Linked DNA regions of Homo sapiens: region 2 is linked to region 1. A link is a contact called in ENCODE Hi-C data. All regions are on one chromosome and are shown on one strand. The core of a region is the stretch at or near the end of the contact, and the rest is flanking DNA. Distances in the headings are between cores, read along the strand shown. Region 1 holds the start of HNRNPA3 (heterogeneous nuclear ribonucleoprotein A3). Region 2 has its middle 280 kb from the start of MIR4444-1.

What was found. Hi-C counts contacts between places; a loop is a spot of excess contacts on that map. Pooled maps may share reads with other maps.
Region 2: a pooled map shows a loop between it and region 1 (15-fold over the local background). The contact joins the enhancer-like site here to the promoter of HNRNPA3 in region 1. A Hi-C loop is called at or near these places in 10 of 37 single-sample maps with no recorded cell type and 10 of 50 pooled maps.

The regions. Positions count from the first base shown.
Region 1 is chr2:177,209,212-177,215,191 of GRCh38, forward strand. It overlaps HNRNPA3 (heterogeneous nuclear ribonucleoprotein A3), which reads left to right and starts at 3,583. Exons shown (of 11, transcript NM_194247.4): 1 at 3,583-3,660. The coding sequence starts at 3,589. It overlaps MIR4444-1 (microRNA 4444-1), which reads left to right and starts at 3,515; the gene lies at 3,515-3,588. It overlaps LOC105373759 (a long non-coding RNA gene), which reads right to left and starts at 3,200. Exons shown (of 1, transcript NR_157853.1): 1 at 2,184-3,200. RefSeq lists silencers at 3,221-4,010, 5,416-5,485 and an enhancer at 3,550-4,221.
Region 2 is chr2:176,929,703-176,935,682 of GRCh38, forward strand. It overlaps the pseudogene RNU6-187P. Among named protein-coding and RNA genes, the nearest start is that of MIR4444-1, 280 kb to the right of the region's middle. RefSeq lists an enhancer at 2,198-2,497. Within about 2 kb of position 2,694, at least 4 of the 41 ENCODE cell types and tissues checked have a DNase peak (open chromatin) inside an H3K27ac peak, as active enhancers do.

The sequences.
Region 1 (5,980 bases), core at 2,333-4,832:
CTTGAACTCAGGAGGCAGGGGTTGCAGTGAGCAGAGATCACGCCACTGCACTCCAGCGTGGGCGACAGAGCAAGAGACTCTGTCTCAAAACAAAAACAAAAACAAAATTAGCCGGGCATGGTAGCATGGGCCTGTAATCCCAGCTACTTGGGTGGCTGAGGCATGAGAATTGTTTGAACCCAGGAGTGGTAGGTTGCAGTGAGCCGAGATCATGCCACTGCACTCTAGCCCGGGTGACAGAGTGAGACTCTGTCTCAAGAAAAAAAAAGTCTAGATCAGAAACTGCATAAAGCCACTTCAACCATAAAACCTAATATCAAAATGTATTCACAGGAACAAGTTCAAGTTGATCACTAAAAAACACGGAAAATTTTAATTTGAAAGTTTTATGCAAATTCAATATTTAATATCATTCCTAATACTTTGTATTTTATCAAAATCAGATGCTTAAAACATTACCACCACTTAGATGCCTCCAAATATCTTCTAGTTTACCCTACTATGCTGTACAAAAATGATTATTTTCTGTATGTCATGATATAAAGGAGAGGGCCTGATATAGATTATAAAGTTTGTCTGCCACCCATCTCACCCTAGGACCCTCATTCCCTCCTCCCATCCCATACACTCCCTTTCTCATATCAAAGAGTCAGGGCTGCAAGTGCAGACCATAGCCAAGGTTCAAGTCTGTGCCCTACAGGGTCAAGGACTGGAAAAGTGGTTTTTGTACCTGAGACATAACTGGACCTTAAGTTTATTTATTTATTTATTTTTTGAGATGGAGTCTCGCTCTGTCACCCAGGCTGGAGTGCAATGGCACGATCTCAGCTCACTGCAACCTCCGCTTCCCAGGTTCAAGCGATTCTCCAGCCTCAGCCTCCTGAGTAGCTGGGACTACAGGCACCCACCACCACACCCGACCAATTTTGTATTTTGAGTAGAGACAGGGTTTCACCATGTTGGCCAGGCTGGTCTCGAACTCTTGACCTCAGGTGATCCGCCCGCCTTGGCCGTCCAAAGTACTGGGATTACAGGCTTGAACCACTGCGCCCAGCCAGCAGCGTGATCTCGGCTCACTGCAAGCTCCGCCTCCCGGGTTCACGCCATTCTCCTGCTTCAGCCTTCCCAGCAGCTGGGACTACAGGCGCCCGCCATCACGCCCGGCTAATTTTTTTTTTTTTTTGTATTCTTAGTAGAGACGGGGTTTCACCATGTTAGCCAGGATGGTCTCGATCTCCTGACCTCGTGATCCGCCCGCCTCGGCCTCCCAAAGTGCTGGGATTACAGGCGTGAGCCACCGCGCCCGGCCTTTTTTTTTTTTTTTTTTTTTTTTGAGGCGGAATCTCGCTCTGTCACCCAGACTGGAGTGCAGTGGGGCAATTTCAGCTCACTGCAACCTCCGCCTCTTGAGTTCAAGTGATTCTCGTGCCACAGCCTCCCAAGCAGCTGGGATTACTGACGTGTGCCTCCATGCCCGGCTAATTTTTGTATTTTTTTTAAAAGTAGAGACAGGGTTTAACCGTGTTGGTCAAGCTGGTCTCAAACTCTCCACCTCAGGTGACCTGCCTACCTCGGCCTCCCAAAGGCCTGGGATTACAGGTGTGAGCCATGGCGCCCGGCCAGAGCTTGTTTAGACAAAAGCATAAAAAATAACTAATGTCTAAAAACAGCATACAGTCAGGATGAACAACAAATCTGGACCAATACAATAGGGAGGACAAAAAGATGTGAATAAATGGGCTGACATTTCATGTTCCTGGAGAGAACTTAGTATCCCATCCCACATTGTTTCGCGATTTAACATTAACATTTATACAAAAGTTACTAATTAGAACAAAAGTTATTGATTAGAATTAACTTATTAGAAAAACCTGGACAAACATACCCTAAAGTGCAGCCAGGTGATCACTCTTCTTGATCACCTATGTAATGTCTCATAGAGTACTCTGGTGTGAATAGCAATTTCCAAAGGTCTTTCACTTTGCATTTTTCTTTGTATCCAGAATCGATAAAGTTACCAGGACTATTTCACAGTAATTAGACTTACAAAATCTTAACACTAAATAGACGCTAAGGCTATACATTCTTCCAATGTCTCAAGTCTATTGCTGGCCATCAGGAGCACCTGGATACGTAGAACATAAGAAAGTTTGCGAAAAAGGAATCAAAGCAACAGGAGGAGTCTGGTTTGAACGGTTATTTCAACCAAATTACATTAAGGACTGCTAACTGTTTTCTGCCCCACAAAAATACCCTTTGTAAATGTTTCCAAACTATAACACAGGTCCTCCTGGAGCAACGGCTAGATAAATTAACAAACTTTTAGACTTTACGCTCCCCTTTTCCAAACTCCAAGTCGACCACTCCCCATTTGTTAACAGAAACTTACTATAACTGATTAGATTTCTAACCTTTCCTAGGGAGAGCCAGTTCAATTCTAAAAGGGTTGGTCACATGGGTTGCTAAATTAAAATATAAAGCATTTCCTAACAGGGAAGGGAGGCTGGTCAATTGTGGTTATTTTTATCAGTAACTTTAAATATGGATCCATAGATTATCAATTTATGGCTGTCGTGGGTGTTAGAAGATGACCTAATCCCATCCCCATTTTCATTTAAAAAACTGAAACTAAAGCTCTGTAAAATCAAATGATTTAAAATCATCTGACTAGGCCGAGAAAGGATTAGCTCTCTAGAGCATTACGGTAACAATCATTCGCAAACAGGTAGCATTATCTGGCGACCCTGCTTTTCTGGAAATCTTGTCAATTATTCAGTTCCTTAAATTCCGTCAGCTACAACAGATGCATCAGCTCTTTCCACACTAACTTGAAAGAAGCACATTAGAAAATAGTCCTGACTTGTTTCTTGAGATCAGTAACTAATGAACTGACCTCCACCAGTCCTGCCTCAGGTCGTTAATGGTAAAAATTCTGTATGTCAGCCGCGTTTTGAGGCCTGTCCAAGGTGCTTGTGAGTCCCACATGTTGGAGTCGCAGGGCTTTTCAGTACATGCCCTCAGGCAGGCGGCGCAGTCACAGACACTGGTCCCCGGCATTTGGAAACAGGAAAGATGGTCCGAGGGGCCGAGGAGTTTTTCTTGCAACCTTTAAATTACAAGCAAGAAAAACGTGGGTTTTATTTCGGGCACAGGAATAGAATGAATTCTGAAATGGAGAACTAGAGGCCTGCGTGGGGAATGAGGGACAAGCGCGAGAAGAAAGGGAAAGGCCTTTCTCTCTGGTGACGCGCGATCACAAGGCGTTCCCTCTACGTGGACGCTCACCATTGGCGGAGACCGCACTGACGTCCCGGAACTCGCCCTGACGCGAACGGCGGCAAAGGCCCTCTTCCCCTGAAAGCTGGCGAGGCGCGCGCGCTCCCGCGGCACGCCGCGCCTCCGCCCTCCGCCCGCCAACCCGCTGGTCCAGTCCCTCTTCGCGCCCGCTTGGCTCCGCCCCCTTCCCAATTCGCTCCTCCCCCAACAGACTGGCGGCGCGCGGAAAACGCGTCACGTGACGACTGGCCCCGCCTCTTCCTCTCGGTCCCATATTGAACTCGAGTTGGAAGAGGCGAGTCCGGTCTCAAAATGGAGGTAAAACCGCCGCCCGGTCGCCCCCAGCCCGACTCCGGCCGTCGCCGTCGCCGCCGGGGGGAGGAGGTATTAGGGGGAGAGCGGGGGGTTGGTGGGGAATGGCCGGCGTTGGGGGCCTGGTTCGGTGGGAGCGGGGAGGCCGGGTGGACCGGGTCGGCCGTCCCGCGCTCTTGCGTTGAGACAGGCTGTGGGAGGGGGAGGGGAGCGAGAGTTGGAGACCTCCTTGGGGCCCCTCGCCCGCCTCGCCTTCACCTTCGGCTGCACAGGCGGCCCCTTGGAGGCGCGGCTTGGTCGGGGAGGCCTCGGGAGGGAAGCCGGCCTGCCGGCTGCGCGGCCTCCGAAGCGAGGCCGAGGGCGGCATGGCGGGCCCCGGCGGGAGCGGTTGGGAGGAGGTGGTGGGGGAGGGGAGGGGACGAGCAGGCACATCCGGGCGAGCGAGCAAGCGGGCGGCGGCCACATTGACATTGATCCGCCGCCGCGTTACGAAATGGCGCATTGGCCCGCAATGGCCGCCGCCTCGCTCTGCCGCCGGGAAAGCGAGCCTGGGATTGGAGGGAAGAGGGCGGAGGCGGCCCGGCAGAAAAAGCCGCAAATGGCCTCGAAGCATGGGGAGGTAGTGCTTTCGCTGAAGTTCTGCCGACGCTTTTCTAGGCCTTTTACGGGTCCTCTCCGCGAGAAGTCGATAATTGGCCTTTTCTTTTTTTCGCAGCATCCTGTTGGAAATACGAGATTGTTAAAAACTTTGCTGCTTTAAAATACTTCCTGATATATTTTTGCTAAAGTACTTACATTACACTTCTTAAACCGCCATGTGGGCGAAGGACTTAATTTTTGAGAATTTGAGTGTAGATGTGAAAAACAACCCAGCCAGCTCCTTCCCGGCTCCGGCCGCTGAGGAGGGTGGGTGGAGAAGAATTTGAGTATAGTATGTTAAGGAAGAATTTAGAAATGTTTTTTATCTTCATGTTTTCCCATTCTTTGAGTCGGCTCTGGTTGTAGTTTCCTGGAATTTTATTTAGAGGACTGCAACCAGAGTTGAAATTTTCACGTTTTTGCAGTACATTTAATGTGGATCCTAAATATTTTTGTCGATTTCGTTATTGTCAATCGAATACATTTATCCAAGACTTGAAAAGATGAGATTACATGAATTAATGCTTTAGGCTATTAACGTTTTTTTCTAGCATGTGACAATCTCTTCACATTAAACGGTTTAACATCTCTACCTCTAGGAGACACAGGAAGACATTAGAATGTAAATGTGAGCCCCTTATTTAAGAACTTCGGGTGAAGGAAACCTTAATGCATGCATTAAATGACAGTTCATGCAATGTGTTAAAAAGTCTTGACTAAAGTATAAAACAATTTCAAGACATCTTAATTCTTAAAAATCTCAATTTTTGTTTTGCTGTACTCCGTTCTTATAGTCAGACAATACATACCATTCCTAATGTAAGTCCAACTTGCCAGTTAGTTGTGACTCTTAAAATTGAGTTGTAAATTGCAGATTTTTGCAGCATATAACAAACATGGGTTATAGAAAGCTATTTGATCGGCTTTTTTTTTTCCTCAGTTTTTTTGGGAAATGCTGGTTTGGCTTAGGAATGCCTGTTTTAAATTAATTTGCTTGAAAGCAGTGAGTTTCTGTAAGTTTGACATTCAGAACTTTTAGATTGTTCTTCATCACAGTTTTGAGTTTAAATGTATGGGCCGGGCGCTGTGGCTCACGCCTGTAATTCTAGCACTTTGGGAGGCCGAGGCGGGCGGATCACGAGGTCAGGAGATCGAGACCATTCTGGCTAACACGGTGAAACCCCGTCTCTACTAAAAATACAAAAAGTTAGCTGGGCGCGGTGGCGGGCGCCCGTAGTCCCAGCTACTCGGGAGGCTGAGGCAGGAAAATGGCGTGAACCCGGGAGGCGGAGGTTGCAGTGAGCCGAGATCGCGCCACTGCACTCTAGCCTGGGCGACAGAGCGAGACTCAGTCTCAAAAACAAAACAAACAAAAAAATTAAATGCATGTTGGGTTGTAGACTGAGAAGAGTTGAAATGGGATAGATGCAACACTGCTTCTCCAACAGTTTAGTGCCTTAGAAAATGACTTACTAGCAACTTCTAAAGTAAAGGTTCTCAGACAGTTGTAGCTTTTAAAAAATGAAGCGATTTTTTGATTCTGGAATTGTCTTGGATTTCAATTTAGTTGAAGTGATGCTGGCATTTGAAAGGCTGGTTATAGGTTTCCTTGACATAAGTTAGCCCCTTTAACAGTTGAAGTCTTATTTCTGGTCAAAGTTTTTGTTGTTTTGTTTTTTTGAGACGGAGTTTTCGCTCCTATGGCCCAGGCTGGAGTGTAATGACATGATCTTGGCTCACCGCAACCTCCGCC
Region 2 (5,980 bases), core at 1,444-3,943, 280 kb before region 1:
ATGATTTACATTCCTCTGGGTATAAACTCAGTAATGGGATTGCTAGGTCAAAAGGTAGTTCTCCTTTTAGCTCTTTCAGGAATTGCCACATTGCTTTTTCCACAATGGTTGAACTAATTTATACTCCCACCAACAGTGTATAAGTGTTCCCTTTTCTCCACAACCTCACCAGCATCTGTTATTCTTTGACTTTTTAATCATAGCCATTCTGATTGGCATGAGATGGTATTTAATTGTGGCTTTGATTTGCATTTATCTAACAATCAGTAATATTGAGCTTTTAAAAATACGGAATGCTTCACGAATTCCATGTCATTCTTGCACAGGGGACATGCTAATCTTCTCTGTATTATTCCAATTTTAGTATATGTGCTGCTGAAGCAAGCACACGTGTTTATAATTTTAGTAGTCATTTAAAATATATTTAATTTTTTAAATAAATTCTTCCTAAATTGATTTGTAAATTCAATGCAATCTCAATCAAAATCCTAGCAGGTTTCTTTGAAGAAATTGAAAAGCAGATGCTAAAATGTATATGGAAATGGAAAGGACCTAGAATAGCCAAAATAATTAGAAAAAGAATAATAAAGGATTTATTATCCTACTTGATTCTAAGACTTACAAGAAAGCTACGATCGTCAAGACAGTGCGGCACTGAGGCAAGGATAGACCTATAGATTCATGGAACAGAATAGAGAGTCCAGAAATAAATCCAAAGTTATATGGTTGATTTTTGACAAAGATGTGAACATAACTAAATTGGAAAATCAGCAAAATAGTGCTGCAACAACTAAATATCTAGAGGGGAAAAAAACAACCTTACAACATATTTTAAAAGCTAACACAAAATACATCATAGGCCTAAACAGTAAGAGCTAACACTATTACATTTCTGGAAGAAAATATAAGAGAAAATATTTGTAACAACAGTTAGGAAAGGCATTTTTAAACAGGACACCAAAAGTACAACTCATAAGGAAAAATATTTATAAACATTTTCAAAAGTAAAAGCTTTTGCTCTTCAGAAAAAAGTGTTAAAAAAGGCAAGCCGGACTGAAATAATAGATATGAAAAACATATCTGACAAAAAGGCTTGTATCCAGAATATATAAAAGATATTTACAACTTAAGAAGGCAAGAGCCCAATAAAATGGGGAAAAGATTTGAAGAGACTCTTTACAAAAGAAGTTATACAAATTCCAATAAGCACATGAAAAGATGATCTACATCACAAATTATGAGGGAAATGTCAATTAGAACCATAATGAGCTACTTACTACGCACTTGAGAATATCAAGGATGGGTGAAGAGGTAGGACAACTTGAACTCTCATACATTGACTGTGTGACAGTATAAAATGGTACTATTTCTTATATAGTTAAACATATACAAGCCATGTGACCCAGCAATCTTTATCCTAGATATTTACCCAAGAGAGATAAAAATGTGTCCACGCAAAACTTTTACATCAATGTTTATAGCAGCATTATTCATAATCGTCAAAACTGAAAGCAACCCAAGTATCTATTAACCAGTGAATGGATAAACAAATTGTGGTATATCCAATGGAGTATTACTATAAAAGCAACAAAATATTAGTACTCTCGACAACATAGGTGAATCTCAAAAATATTATGCTAAGTGAAAAAAGGTAAACACAAAGGGCTACATACTATGATTCTGTCTGTATGAAATTCTAGGAAAGGCAAAACCATAGCAACAAAAAGCAGATCAGTAGTTGGTTGGCTGGGGCCAAGAGCTGGGGGAATATATTGACTGTAGGAGCACAAGGGAACTTCTAGGGTGATGGAAATGTTCTAATTTGATCATGGTGGGGAATGGATTTTTTAAATATACTAGGGATTTGTTTTTCTTTTTAAGGGATTTCTTTTGGAAAAAAAAAAAGTCCTAGAATAAGAACAGAAGCATGTTCTCTTCTGAGAAATAATCCTTAGAAAATAGAAGTTAAGCCAAAATATGTAACATTACCTATGTCTTTTAAAACTTTTCTTGTCCATCTAATTTCCATCTTAAGAAAAATTAGAAATAAATCAATTACACTTTAAATACTTTTGGTACAGTTGAATATGTACAGGACTGCTGAATATTGAATAGGTTCCCAGAGAAACTCTTTGTAACAGAACTTTCCATTTGACCATAGCCCTTAAGGCATTTAAAGACAAGTGAGAAACAGACTGTTTTGGTTCGTTGGTTTGGGTTTTTTTTTCTTTTTTTTTTCATTACTTAGCTTTGTCATCATGCTTTCCTACCACCAGAAGGCATATTTATGACTCATCAGTCAACACCCAGTGTCAGATAACTAGCCATTAACATACTTCACTTGTACTGTGATGAAAATGATATCACAACTTTCAAGAGATCCCCTTGAAGATGAAACTGAAAGAAATGGTGGCCACATGTTGTTTCAAACCTGTATTCGTTACACCTCCTGACTGCATGTCGTGCAAAAGGGCCAAACAGATGTGTAAAAAATAGCTGTTTAACAGGGGGGAAAATACTGTAAAATTGTTTATGGCAGGACAGCGGGTTCTTATAGGCAAAGTAAATTACAAATAGATTTCTCAATTACTTTTTAAAGCCTAGTATTTGATTCTTATATAACAGTCAAAAATCAATTTTGCATGGAATTTATGTGAATGCCTCATTATTAATAAAACAGCGGTTGGCGGCTGCTACTTCCTCCCCACAACAGCAGCACGCAGTGGGGAAGCATTCACGTGCCAGGCTGTGCAATTCTTTATCTTTTTATCCTCTGGTTCAGCATCATAAAAAAGAAAGGGAAGAGATGAATCCCAAGCAAATTTTAGGCATGGGCTTCTGGCAGCACCTATTTCATGGGGGCCTGCTGGTGCCCTGAGAGTACTTGGTGATGGGTGCTGAGGGAAGTCCTCACCCTACTCCCTGCTCATACTGTACCTCGAAGGTCTTTTTTAAAAAAAAAAAAAGTATAATTAAGCAAGTAACTCTAGTTGTTGAAAAAGTCACTGAGCTCTTTCTCTCGCTCTATCCTTAGCATATCCAACCTCGGTACTAGAGTCTACTGACCCTGTGAATTGATTTAAAAGGACTGGCCAGTGGCAATTTTCCCCAGATTGCTTTATTTCTCCAAAATAAAATTATTTATTTTGAAAAGAACTTGCTCCTGACCCAAACATTCTAATAACATAACAAGCATAATTCTCATTCAACAAACAAGAAAATTGAATCCCACTTATGTCTACAGACCATAACAGTCTGCTCCCTACACTGTACTTGATTCATCAAACCATGAACACTCCCCGTTTCCCAAATGAAAAGTGTAGTGTGGTGAGAAAAACCTAGCTTCTCTGGTTAGCCCTCCCTAACCAATTGGATGACTTTAAACAGTTATATCACTGTTTTAGGCCATGTCTGTTAACTGGTAAAATAAGAGAGTTTTCAAAATTATCTGAGGTTTCCTTCAGCTAAGATTTGGCAATGAGAAGAAATCATTGTATTCCCATTACATGTGAAAAGCAAAAAGAAAATTCTATGTTTGGCCAACAACATGGAGAAATGCTTATCTTCAGAGGTTAAATTCAGCTAAACAGTAGCTACCTGCTATTTCTTCTATTGGGTGCATGCCTCAAAAACGCTAACGGGGGAAATGGCAGGGCGATACACTGAGTGCTTACAGCATGTTTCCAGAAACTGATTTATTCTTGATTTGAATCTCTACTATGTGCATAATTACACCTGGTAACTGCAGGCAAGCTGTGGGCAACACTCTTGCCCCCTTAGTATTTGTGTCAGCAGTTAATTAGGAATGCAGTGCTAATACAGTCTTTAAACCAACCCCAAAAAGCTGTAGTAAAATCTAGTTTAACAAACAGACATGCATATCAGATGACTCCTTGCAGATACAGAATACCAAGAGTTTATTTACCAATGAAAATCCATGGTAGGTAAGATCTGATCCATGGGTTTGTTTGCTTTTGGGTTTTTGGAGACAGATTCTCGCTCTGTTGCCCAGGTTGGAGTATAGTGACGTGATCTCGGCTCACTGCAACCTCTGCCTCCCGGGTTCAAGCAATTCTCCTGCTTCAGCCTCCTGAGTAACTGGGACTACAGACGTGCACTACCATGCCTGGCTAATTTTTGTATTTTTAGTAGAGACAGGGTTTTGCCATGTTGGCCAGGCTGGTCTCGAACTCCTGACCTCAAGTGATCCACCTGCCAAAGTGCTGGGATTCCAGGTGTGAGCCACCACACCCAGCCCCCACAGGTTTGTTTTTAAGAATTGGATTTGATATACTATTGAGAAACAAAGTGGCTTAAATATATCAATTTATTCAGAGTTTTTAAAAACAATGACTTTTTCTTTTATTCTTCTGCTAATTATTTACATGATTAATCTGACTTAACATATCTTCATTGAGAATCACACAGTTGATCCAACTAAAATTAGTATTATTTTAGGGACAAGAATGAAGGATACATTTTTTTTCCTGTTAAGTCAAATTCACATTTGGGTTTTGTTGTGCATATACTGTTAATAATGCAAAGAGAAACTTGTTCACTATGGTTGATTGCATAACAGGCCCCCATCCTGTACCCCTACCTATAGCCACGCCCTTTGCCCTATGACTTTGCAGTTGCTTTCACTACAGAGGCAAATCTGTTTTCCATCTGGGCTTGGACACATGACTTGCTTGGGCCAATAGAATGAGATGGATCGGACAGATGTTCCAGCTCCAGGCCCAGGCCTTGAGGTCCCGCTTTCTGCTTGTTCTCTCCTATTTCTGCCATTACCATGAAGAGGACACGCCTGTGTTACCGGTGGTCACAGGGAAAGGAGGACAGACGTGTGGAACAAAGCAGTCACTCCACATAAGCCCAAACTAGGTGAACCAGCACTGAGACTCAAGAGGGAGCTTAGGCGATAAGATATAGAAGAAAACCCGTCCTTGCAGATACAGAAGAAAACCCGTCTACTGTTACATGTCACTGAGATGCTGTGGCTGTTCACTATGTGCCAATTTTAGAGCAACAGGTTACTAGTATACTGACCTTTTCAAATACTACCTGATATTTATGATGATGCCGATGTTGCCAAATCTCTTCCAAAAAAGTGACCATCTGTCTTTTCCCATCTTTATTAACATGAGTGCCAGATTGATTCCAAGTTACAGTTGTATTCTTTTGGGTGAACAATCTTCCTCATGTTCTCTCAGGGTTTTAGGTGAGAAGTTGTCCAATTTTGGTGTGCCCAGAATCACCTAGAGGGCTTCTTAAAACACACATTGCTGGGCCCCACCTCCAGGAGTTCCTGATTCAATTCATCTGGGATCAGCCTGGGCCTGAGAATGTGCAGTTCTCACACGTGCCTGGGTGGTGCTGATGCTGCTTCTAGGACCACGTTGTGAGAACCACTCGCTTATTAGGCCAGGAAGGGTTAAGCACAACGTCGTCGGTTCACATACCCATCTGTGTTTTCCCAAGGCACATTTTCCATCACCTTCTCCAGCTGACCAATAAATGAGTGGGGCCAGAGCCAAGATTCCACAGCCTTCCAGATGAGTTCCCTCTGGAAGAGGCAGTCTCTGCTGCAAACGGCAGAGTTACCAATCCACACAGCAGGGATTCAGCATCACCTTTTGCCCTGAACTTACAGTTATCCCAATAGTTTGGGAAACTTCCTGGCTTGCACCCAAGATAACCTGATTGAGGAGGTTAAAAGAAAGTTCACAGTTCTTCTCAGTGTCCACCTGAAAGCATTTGTTCTTAAATTCTTCATCTTAGGATTCATGGGTTTTACTGTCAGGGAAAAATCTTCACCCCATCTATTTAAATGTGTGCAATCAATTTCCCTCTCAAATCCCCACGGCAGGTATTCTGATTTCTTCCCACTTGCTGTGCAGTGATCCCCCACTGGGAAAGCAGAACAGCTTTTGCTCATGGTGAAGCTCAACGCCGCCTGGTTTTTTTGTTTTTGTTTTGT